2 separate regions of the Mus musculus genome follow, and region 1 is linked to region 2. A link is a contact called in ENCODE Hi-C or POLR2A ChIA-PET data. All regions are on one chromosome and are shown on one strand. The core of a region is the stretch at or near the end of the contact, and the rest is flanking DNA. Distances in the headings are between cores, read along the strand shown.

Evidence for each region. A loop is a pair of places that touch in the nucleus more often than their neighbours do. ChIA-PET counts read pairs that join two places held with the same protein, here RNA polymerase II (POLR2A).
Region 1: a loop to region 2 is called in a map of left cerebral cortex, with 7 times the contacts of the local background. The contact joins the promoter of Snap25 here to the enhancer-like site in region 2. A Hi-C loop is called at or near these places in 7 of 37 maps with a recorded cell type or tissue (heart and left cerebral cortex). POLR2A ChIA-PET finds 5 or more read pairs at or near these places in 2 of 5 experiments (both embryonic stem cell).

What each region holds. Positions count from the first base shown.
Region 1 is chr2:136,711,663-136,717,010 of GRCm38, reverse strand. Snap25 (synaptosomal-associated protein 25) reads right to left here and starts at 3,561. Exons shown (of 8, transcript NM_011428.3): 1 at 3,411-3,561. It overlaps Gm32659 (a long non-coding RNA gene), which reads left to right and starts at 2,673. Exons shown (of 3, transcript XR_375013.3): 1 at 2,673-3,138.
Region 2 is chr2:136,675,340-136,681,089 of GRCm38, reverse strand. The region is part of intron 2 of Gm32659 (a long non-coding RNA gene); the gene reads left to right. Among named protein-coding and RNA genes, the nearest start is that of Snap25, 35 kb to the left of the region's middle. Within about 2 kb of position 2,414, at least 1 of the 3 ENCODE cell types and tissues checked has a DNase peak (open chromatin) inside an H3K27ac peak, as active enhancers do; it is heart, where a contact is called at or near this core.

The DNA.
Region 1 (5,348 bases), core at 2,312-4,811, 35 kb before region 2:
TACAAGCTTTCAACTGTCTCCAAATGGCTAGACATTTGCAGGATTCACTGAAGAAAGATAGCCTGGCTTACATAACTTGAAGTTGTTTACTTAGCAGGCCGTTCTAATTTCTTTTCAACCTTTCCAGGCTAGCTCAAGACCTATGTCTACTTTGATTTTGCCCTGTCTGAAACCCTATCCTTACCACCGCTCACATTTACTTACAAATGAATTACTTACAATCTCATAATTTTTCCTTGTTTTATTGGTTTTTAACTTTGGATTTGTGTGATAAGTTTTATTACTTATTATTTCTATTAAGATTACTAGATTCTAAACTTACTGAGGTCAAAAACCATATAACCATGAAATGTTATATCCCCTGTGGGGTTGATTTATGTATCTGGTGCTTTCTGACTGATCAATATCTTCCTATTAGGTTGGTGCCTGCTGGCAAGGGATGACATTGCAGAATGTATCCAGTGCTGAGGCCAAACCCATTATTTTTCCTGCTTTTCTAGTACTGTAACGCAATCTCATAATGTAAGAAGCATTGCTTATTGATAGTGCATCATTTAAAAGTCAGGATTTTCTTTTGTTTCCTCCTTCAATCTCTTTATTACATTGTTTTTATTTCTACAATGGTCAAAGCCAACAGTTCTCCTGAAGGCCAGCTGCTATGCAGTTGCTAGGCGTCATTGGAGGAGAAATCAATTGTTCAGCTGATAACCTTTACTGCAGGGTTAACTTTAGAGTTTAGGAATATCATCTAACAAATTAAGGGACAGCTTGCCTTAGAGCTGTGAAAGCTTTATAAAGTAAAGGTTAAATTATCAATTCTAGGGATATTGCACCATGAAAAGATTGTAGAAATTGTACATTATTTTGTGCTGAGAATGCTAAATGTGGAAAACAACAATAAACAAACAAGCAGGTTCCATCCCACCATCTGCAGGAATGTTTCCTGGATTCTCCATATGCCTCTCTGCTCCCACCTCCTTCATCACATTGTCCTGGATTTTTAAAACGAAGAAAAACCATCTTATTATTTTTCCTTCTGAAGATTTTCCATGACAAAAATGTTAAATCTACGTCACAGGTACATTTCTTTTTATTTTCTCAGCTAACTTTCCTATATATTCAGCTATATAAATACTCATATTGCCTCTTTTTCCCACCTCGGCACCTTAGCCAGCTTTACTGCAATGCTATGCCCCCTTCCTTCATCTTCCACTATCCAGCAAACCTAGCAGTAATTACTAACGTTCAAGCACATAATTCAGGCAGCATTAGGCTTTGCATTTGACGCAACTGCGCAGAACTGTCTGGATTTGCACTATAACAGCAAAGCATTTAAATAAGACTCCTCCCCATACTCCCCCCCCCCTCCACCTCCCATCAATGAAACGTAGTTGTTTATTATATCTGAAGATTTCAGAGTTATAAACTCCCATGCAGCTAAATAATCTGGAATGAATTTCCACTGAGATCAACTTACATCTACACACAATAATATGCCAGCATATACATACATGGAAACACATGATTTTTATAAAGAGAACCCACAAATAAATAGCTGGGGATAAAATAACTCTTTTTAATAGAGAATTTTAGTATCTTTGGGAGACAGATGATTGGAGTTATAACTAAATGAACACAATTCAAGACCTTTGGGAGGAGGTCTTTAAAAGGGTTCATGCTAGCATGTCTTTAATGCATTATATACATCCTTATATATGAAGCTGTTATTCTCATTTAACAACTGTGGAAAGCATATCATTTTAGTCTTGATACATTCATGACAATTATGAGACTCTAAATCAAACAGATATTTATCATCATGACAATTTTTGCTCATGCGGAGTCTCTAAGCCTCAGAGAAGAAAATAGTTATCATGACCTCAGCAAAATCCTGCAGTGCCATAATAGAAATTGCAGTGAATCTTGGGGGTCAGATTCCTGCTTCAGCCGATTCATAACCCTGAAGGACATGTTTAACTTCTCCCAAGGATGACCATTCTTAACGTCAACATCTACAGCAATCAATCTGCCATATCCAATGTTAATATGAAATGCACTAACTCCAAAACCACAGCCAAAGATATTGAAATTTTTCTTTTGGCTGTGTATGCTTGTTTCTACCTAGTTTTAAGAATAAAGGAAAAGTGACAAAGGGATTTATTCCAGAAACTAGTTCAGATAACCCATATTAAAAAAAAACACAGGGAAGGAACTGTCCTATAAATAGATAGTACTAGCATCATCTTATAAGCCCACTGGAGCCCACCTAATATCAACGGATATATCTACCCTGTGTTAAATACAAAAAATTACAGTATATATGTCGTAATGGAGGATAAGTGACCGTTTTTAAAAGTATGGTTTTGTTTTGTTTTGTTGTTTTGTTTTTGTCTAAACCAAGGCACAGGAAGAAATACAGAAGGCTTCTACAAGTAGTCTGCTTTTTCTTGAAGCTACGTGGGAAGTGAGGAAGAGAGCAGGCAATTGTCTGTAAATAAATCCCTGCTGACAGGATTTATTCTTCTGTCTTTCTTTTAATCTACTATGCGAGCTCTATTAAGACTTTCTATAAGACCTGGATCTCAGAGAGAAAATTTGGCCTCTAGTCCCAGCCAGGCATCTCTGCAGCAGGTAATGCGGCGCTGCAGCCGGATCGCTGTCCGCGGTGCTGAAAGGTCAGGGCGCCGACGCGGGCGCCGAGCACTCCTGTCCAGGGTGCTGAGCTCCCGCCATCGCACCCCCACTAGTCTAGCCCACCGCACCAAACCTCCAGAGCTCTCCCACTTTGCAGCACATGCTCGCCTGTAGCTGACTTGGGGCAGGCGGCATAAATCAAGTCTGTGGGGCATGGAGGCTGCTGCCGCTGCCGCTGCCGCAGCTCAGCTTGCCCAGGGAGGGAACTGCCCCCCTTCTCCTTTCGCCTCCCCAGCGCCCACACCCTGCCTTCTCATCTCCCTTGGGTAGCAGTGCCCTAAACACTACAGTCATAATCATAGGGTTGGAACGAACTACAAGATCGTGTTTTGCTTTTAAATTTTAGACTACAGGTAGAAAAAAAACCCCACAATCCTAATAACCTAAACATATCTCAAAACTGCATCGCAAGATGGAAGAGGGTCCCACGGCTGCTTCAAAAGAGTAAGTTATTATTCTGTACACATCCTCGCTATTTCTTCCCACCACTCCATCTGTAGTGTCCCCATTCACTCCTTCTCCAAACAGCTCACCTCGAAAATACTTTTATGCAGCCCCAGGCGAGAGTCTAGGTAGATATGCACACAGGGAATACCGCACCCTAAGTGCACCAATACTTGTATTTACCCAGGCTCACTTGGGCTGCCAGCTGCAGTCCCTTCTGTGTATGCAGCCATACAGGGCTAGGACCTGGATCGGGGGAGGGGGCTCTTTACCTTGTCTTCTCCGGAGGATGCTGTCCGCTGATCCCTGCAGGTAGCAAGAGTGGAGGAGCCGCCGGGTAGGGAGGGAAGGAAAGACAGCTCCAGACCTCCCCGAGGTTTCTTCTTCAATGCAACGTGAGCTCTGCCCTCATCAAAGATGGCCGTTCCTTTGACGTCAGCAGCTTTTAATAGCCGGCTCCTCGAGGGGCGGGGAGGAAGTGTGATGGGGGAGGGCGGAGGGAGGAAGGTGGCTGGGGGCGGTAGGGGAGGAGCCGGGAGGTGCGGAGCGCTTGACTCAGCTCCCTGAGCGCTTTGCAGCAACCCTTTTTATTTCAATCTTTTATAAACACCCAAATGGAGCGATTCTTTTGACTCCATTTTAGCACCGTCTTGGGAAATACATATTTCTTGCGACTGTTTTCCTGATGGCCTATGCGTTTGCTTACGTGTGCATGCATATGTGAATATATGTATGTAAATACGTGTGTTTGGAATGTATATACAATTATAATAATGTAAACATATACATATTTATATGTAAAACGTTCCCCTGATGATTTGTCTTTGGTTGAGTCACAGACACGAGAGGAAGGTAAAGGAATAGAAGGGTAATGATGTGAGGGATTGGCATAGATTTCTGTTGTGATTTATTTTCTCCAGAGAAGAGGGTCCGAAGAGGCATTCCCCTCAGCTCTCGCTCTCACCAGCTCCTTTCGTGACCAGGTTACTCACATTGCTATTTTTATGAAAATTATTGTATTAAAGCAGCATTGCAGGTTTAGAGTTCTCATTTAATCATGGCCAGTTTGGGAAAGGCTCACACTTTCTTTTAAAGTACGTCAGAGCAATTATCACCGAGATAACACCTGAGTTGGGGAAAGGGAGAGGGAAGCTAGTTAGCCCTATTAGCTTGGGTTTGCAGGGCTAGGGCTTTGAGTTGCGAGTTGTTTGCCCGGGGCTTATAGATGACTCTGTGGCGGGTTGAATTTGCAGTCTGGGCCTAGAGCGGTATTCGGGTTTCTTAGAACGTGTCCAGACATCCGGGGGTGGGGGTGGGGGGAAGGTGGCTAGGACAGTACTGAAATCTGGAGGGTCACTCATTGCACAAGCACTTTCAGTGGCCGACCCTCTGAACCTCTGGGTCTGGTATGAGCAAGAATGTCTACTTCTGCTGGTTCAGATGAAAGATTAGAAGTAATAACCACACAATATAATCCTGTCTTTGCTTGTCGTGCGTCAGGAGCAGTCAGGAGCTGGGTAGGGCAGGCGGCGATATGCAAATAGTTCGGTGGTGCAGCCTCTAGATGATTCACAGGTGTTGGGGAGGTTGTCCGGGTTCTAGGCAGGGAGGGAGAGCTGGGGAGCGCGTGGGAGGTGGGGGACCTCGTCTCAGGAACTGTTTGTACTTTTCCGCGGAGGATGCGATTAGAAGTCGTGCCTCGCAATCTTAAAACTTGATGGCCTCTTGGGCGATGGAAAATCCTTTTCTCTTAGAAACACACACGCGCACACACACACACACACACACACACACACACACACACACACACACTTAAAACTGGATCTGAAAAGCAACGCGTAAACGCCCCCCGCCCCGGTCTCGATAACACACACACACACACACACACACACACACACACACACACACACCACGCTTGCTGGTTTTAAAGGCAAGCTTAGGTAATAAAGCTTTTAATTGTAGGCGAAGACAGACGGGGAGCTGAGGGAGGAGGGGGTTGGGTGGATGTACATAGGAGAGGAGCAGAATTTCCTTTTTCTAACAGATACCAAGATCCAAAGGATATTTTGAAATCTTAATGTTTGCGATGATGATGGTGTTTGGGTTTTGATTAAAACCGGATTCCTGAAATATTGCTGCTGCAATTTGCTTACTGAGTTATTCAACATTTAAATTTTTGTACGACAGAAAAAAATATGCTTGGCCCTCAC
Region 2 (5,750 bases), core at 1,165-3,664:
ATTAACTGGAAAGTTGAAAAGTACCATTTGTTTCTGCATTTTTGACCATGAACAGCAAACAACCACGTGTTTGGTGTTCTACTATGTCAGAACTTGCTTTTCAGGGTAAAACAAGATAGCATGCAGTTATGTGACAAATTAGCTCTGATAGGATGTCTTGCACTACAGAGGCTCCCATGGTGCCTGTGAAAAGGAAGTCATTTGTTTCTGCTGAGTATGGATATAATTCACTAGACTGGTGATGTCTTTTGTGTTGCCTTGACTTACCTGGGGACTTTCTACAGGTGATGGCAAGATAGAGGTTGAGAACCAGTCTCTAGGATGCTTTGCTGAGTGTTGTTTCCAGAGGAATATCAGACACAGTTACTAGAAGACAGCTGGGAGACAGGCAAGGGTGCCCTCCATGAGAGAGGATACTTTCAGGTTTATTGTGTGTTACAGTCTCCTGGAGGAACCATTAGGAAACACTTGTACAACAGTGATTTTCATAGTTTCAGAGGCAACCTGTGCATCAGTATTATTTTAACCCAAGCGGTTCTAACACACAGCCAAAGCAGAGATTTACTTGTAAATTGGGACTACTGATAACTAATTATGCCTTAGCCCTGGTGGACCTGGCAATATTATAGGTTACTTTAAAGAGTAGTTTCCTATTCTGAGGGAAGTCACAGGTGAGTGTGGTTCAGATGTTGTAGGAGTGTAGACTCAGGTAGGCAGGCAGCAAGGTTAATTGCCCCAAATCTAACGTGTATTAGCAACCACCTCCGGTGAACACAAACTGCCAGCCTCCATGGCAACTTTTCAAGTTCAATTTTGAAGAACTTTTGTTCCTGAAAGCTGAAGGACACACAATGACACCCTCAATTACAGGCTAAATGGAACAGATTAGCTTTGGTGGTCAGAGGCTGCATCCCCCACCCCACCCCCTCCCGTGCCCACTTTAAATGGTCAGAGTTTCCGGAAGGGAGGATCTTTCTGCCTGTGGGGCTCCAGCCTGGCCATTGGAGGGGGTGGAGCGTCCCGGGTCTGCTGCTGCGAGGTGGTGGAGTGTTGTTTTCTCTTAGCTGGTTGGAGGACTGGATTCTCCTCATCTCTAAGAGGGAAAGTTCTGGCCAATCACAAGAAGCCAACTGGAGACTGCGAAAGTGGGGATGAGATGGCAAAAATCTGTTCTTGTTGCCGCAGGAGACGCACCTCTTTCGGTGCGCATAGATGCCCCAGAAACTTGTCAAGCTGCGGCTGGCAGCTGTGACAGTCTCGGCGTGCGTGGGGAGGGAGGTTGTTTAGCTGCGGCTGCTTGGGGCTTGGCACTCAGAATTCACTGTTTTCCCGACTGAAGTTGAACTCTGGGCCTGGAGTGGGGCCGGGGCTTCTATTAGAATTTTAATATGGGAGAAATGAAGTGAAGAGCTAAGGAAAGGCAAAGGGGAAAAACATGGGGCGGAAACTCCACCCCATCTCTTTGATTCTTGCCCACATCCCTCACCGAATCTGTTTCCTAACCTGTAAAATGGGCACTTAAATGCTTTCGGAGACTCTTACTGGCTCTAGATTTGCAGGTTATGGTAGAGAAGCAGGCAAGAGCCACTAGTCTGTTTGCCTTACAATCAAGTGGTATTTTGAGGACAGCATTTTGAGCCTTCTCATATTTTATGAGCAAAAGACGCAAAAGACTTTCCCCCAACCCCGAGAACCTTGGCTTTGATTTCAGTAACATAAATCTTGGGAGGACCCCCACTGCTACAGAGGGCTTTAGTTTCTATACAACCGAAGGGTGGGCTTCGGCACTGCAAATTAGGAATGCCCCACCCCCGCTTACTCCTGCTTGTTTTATTTTGTTTTGTTTTGTTTTGTTAGGTTTTGTCTTTCTGATCTTCTCCCGCCCTCTGCTCTCCCCTTCCCTTCCTCTTCTCCCCACTCCTTCCTCTTAGTGTTGTTTACTGATCTCCCAAATTCTGATGACGCTCTGGGCACCTCGCCAAACGCGAGGGCCCCCGAATCCACCCGGGGGTGGCATAGAAGTCTCTGGTCTAAGGCGAATCTCCGCGGGGCAGATGTAGGACTAACAAATAGTGACAGGGCAGTGAGTGTGCAGTGCCCCGAGGCCCCCGCGGAAATGAGCACAGGCTGTTTGGAAAGCCGGAGGGACCCCTGACCCAGGGGATGCCGCATCTCGCCCCCGCCGCAGCCTGCAAGGGCGGGGGTTGAGGCTCCAGCGCCCCGCAGCCGCAGTGACTCAGGAGGCCTCCCGCCCGCGTTCCTCCGCCACCCGCTCACTGCGGCACCGGGGACACGGTTCCTCCGCCCACAGCCTGCACCGCGTCCCCGGCGCCCTCCCCGCCGGCTTGCCCGGGCTGTGCCACCCCCACTTTCTGTCCGCAGAGGCGGCTACGCAGGAGGGGAGGAGGGTGTTTGCTCCTAGATTGTTCTGCACTGGGAGAGCTGCGGGAGGGAAAAGGGGAGACAGGACCATTGGAATGACTCAGGGTTTTTTGAAGCAGCTAAGCCATAACAGAGGCCTCACTCCAGGATCGGGGAAAGCCAGCAAGAGTCCTTAGAAGTTTCTGGCCTTAAAAACAGCTTCCTACCCAGACTCCCAGCTTGAATTCTGCAGGAGCGTAGAAATGCACTCATAATTTAAAGCTCTAAGAATATCTGTATTACTTAGAAAAAGGGAAATAGGGTCTGGAGGCCTCGAATATCCTCAAAATAACCATTCTGCTGGTTCCCAGTCCATCTTTGGAAGGTAGTTACAGCTAGGATCCTATCAGTATTAACTAACCAAAAGACACATCTTAGGATAGCTCCCACCTCCAGGAGCCATAGACTCTCCTGCTAAGATAGAGCTAGAGGGACCCTTCTCCCTCCTGAGTCACTGTGGCAGCAGATTGAAGAGGCCCCTCGGGGCCTCGATGTGCTTTTGCTTCAAGCTAGATGGTCAGTGACATGTTTCATAAAGGACCCGGTTCTAAGTCCTGCCTCACAGAGAGGCAGTGGGAAGCTCTCTGTTTCTCTAGGCCATACCAGCTCGATTCCCCCAAAAGAAGAGAGCTGTCATTTCTCCATACATCAGTCAAGATTCTGGAAGCAAAGAAAGACCATTGTTTACCGCATATCTTCCTGTCCAAAGTCGGTGCTAAGCTGAGAGGACCCTCCATGATCGCCACCTGCCATGTCTCACCCTCTGGTCTCTATGTGCCCTTACTTTAGTCTAGTCATGCTGTTTCTGTTTTTTAAACTCCCCGCTGATCATCTATCTCTGCCTCTGGGTCTTCGGGCATGCTGGATGGCCCCTCCACAGGTAAAGTGCCCCCCACCCCCATGCCTCAAAGGCCATCCTACCCAAAATAGATCCTGTCTATCACAGCTGTGCTGAGTTTTCCCCTTTTGCATTTACTTCATTATGCATTATTGTTCTGTAAATAGAACATCTCCTCTAAAGAATGAGTTCCTTGGGATCTAGGGCTTTATCTTGTGAATTGTTCTAGTGCCCATGGCTGGCACATTGTAAGTGTTTGATGAATATGTAAAGAAAGAAGAAGACCAGGCCATGAGCTTGCTCAACTTCATAAGTTAATGACCTTTCCTCAGAATATCTGTTGTCTCCCACTCAAACTGGTTGGCTAGAAATGATCTTGAACTGACGTCAGATTACACCATGACCTATGAACAAGCTGGACACCTAAGTAAGATGTAGATTTTAGTATTTCCCCGATCTCTCTGTAAGCTGAAATACCCCATTACTTTGGAATGTAAATATTTTAAAGCTGTTATTCAAATAGATGTCGGCATGCTCACAGTATAGCCAGTGTTATCTCTATATTTTTGTACTTCTCAAGGCTTGGAGGGATGCCAACATTTATAAAGCGTATGGACTTCTTACTGTAGCTCATTCAGCCCACTAAGTTATTGTAGTCAACTGGTCAACTGCCAGTCGACAACAGAATCCTAAGGTCTGTACTGGCATGCTGCAATGTGATTGCCACTCATCTGAGCAAGAGCCATCGTGGTAGTCATTTCTCTTCCAGCCAGTTGGTAGCCATACCAGCTCGTTCCTTTTCTTAGCAATTTTCTTCTCTATGGTTGAATCATATAAAGATTCTTATAAAGAATCGCTGCAACACTAGTGCTTTTAAAAATAGCACTATGTGAAAAAAAAATAACAGCAAAATTGGATTTAAGTCTTGGCTGCTTTATACACCAGCAGGGGTCACTTCTTTTTATTCTGAGCCCTCATATGAGCAGTTAGTGTCCCTTCTGCCTCCTGAGACCACCACTGTGAGGGTCAGATGAATTAGTGCAGAATAAAGTGCTTTGTAAGTGTCAGCACTGGGTGGGTACTCCAGCAACCAGCATGCTGCGATTAAAGAGAAGGGGGGAGGAGGGAGGGAGGGAGGGGGAGAGAGAGAAACAGAGAGGGGGGAGGGAGGCAGAGAGTGAGTGAGGGAGGGAGGGAGGGAGAGAAAGAGACAGACAGACAGACAGACAGACAGGTGTTTATCTGTGTAAAACACTTGAGAACTAAAGCCCCACCTTTCTGAGGGCTGGGAGCTGTGTATAAGCACAGTCAGTCCACTGATGGTTATTAAGAAAGGGACTCCGAACCAAATGGAAAATCTATAGGCATCAAGAGTTAAGTCTGGAATGAGCTGTGCCAGAGATGAAAGAGGAAGTGAGATCAGAGACCACACTGGGGGTGTTGTGATGTCTGAACCATAGGTCTGGAGCAAGAGCAGGTTGGAGGAGGCAGACAGAAGGCTTTGATCCAACTGAGATGAAATAGAGTAGAAAGGCATATGGGTAGGTAGAGCAGGGGCTGGTTACTCAGTCAATGTCTTATTTCTTCACCCAGTACTTGCCGGACATGATAGTTCTCTACCTCCTTCAGGAAGGTTTCCAGAGAACAACCCTTTTTTATAAGAGTATAGGTATCTGGACATTCTTCCCCTATCCTAGCTTAGTTGTTGCTTTCAAGAACTGAGGGATTTGAACCAGTGAACCACCCAGAAAGTCCTGTAAGTCTTGCTTGGATAAGTTTGTTGCTCATTTTTTGGCGGGCAAAAGAACTGGGTTTTCTTTTTGGAAATTATGGTACAGTCATTGAAGCTGAAATGGCAATCTTGCCCTGTACTGAATCTAAACCTTTTACCATCAGTATATCAAGTACCCATTCAATGTCTTCTACCAGGTGGCTGCATTGTCTTTCTTCATTAACAGTCCTCTAGGAGATGGACATCTTGTCATTTATAGCATATCCAGCTTCAGGCCACTATGCAAAAAAGCATGTGAGAAATGTCTAGTAACAGTGTGTTTTCCATAACCGGATAACATATAAAATATCTGTTGAATATTCAGTATTTTTAATCACACCTTTAGGGTTCGCTCTGTATGTTACACTGTTATGTTTTAATGGTTGTCACTTCTTTCCCCTTAGTTTTCCTTCCTGTCCTAATAATAGGCTTTCATAATTCTGTGGTGATTCTGATTCTGACATTGAACACCCCAATAATCTGTAACTTAGAGAAGAGTTTGGGGCCCATGAAAATGTCATAATCACAACAAAGGGCAGACTTTACTTGCAATTGAATTATAGTCAAGAAGATGAAAGAAAATTAGTGACAATATCAGTTCGCTATTGCTGTTTAACAAAATAGTCCCAAAGTAATAGCTTATAACATCAAAAGGGTCTGAATGAGAAGGTAATATATTCTAGCTCAAATAAGAACTACAAAAGATCATGAATACCAAGA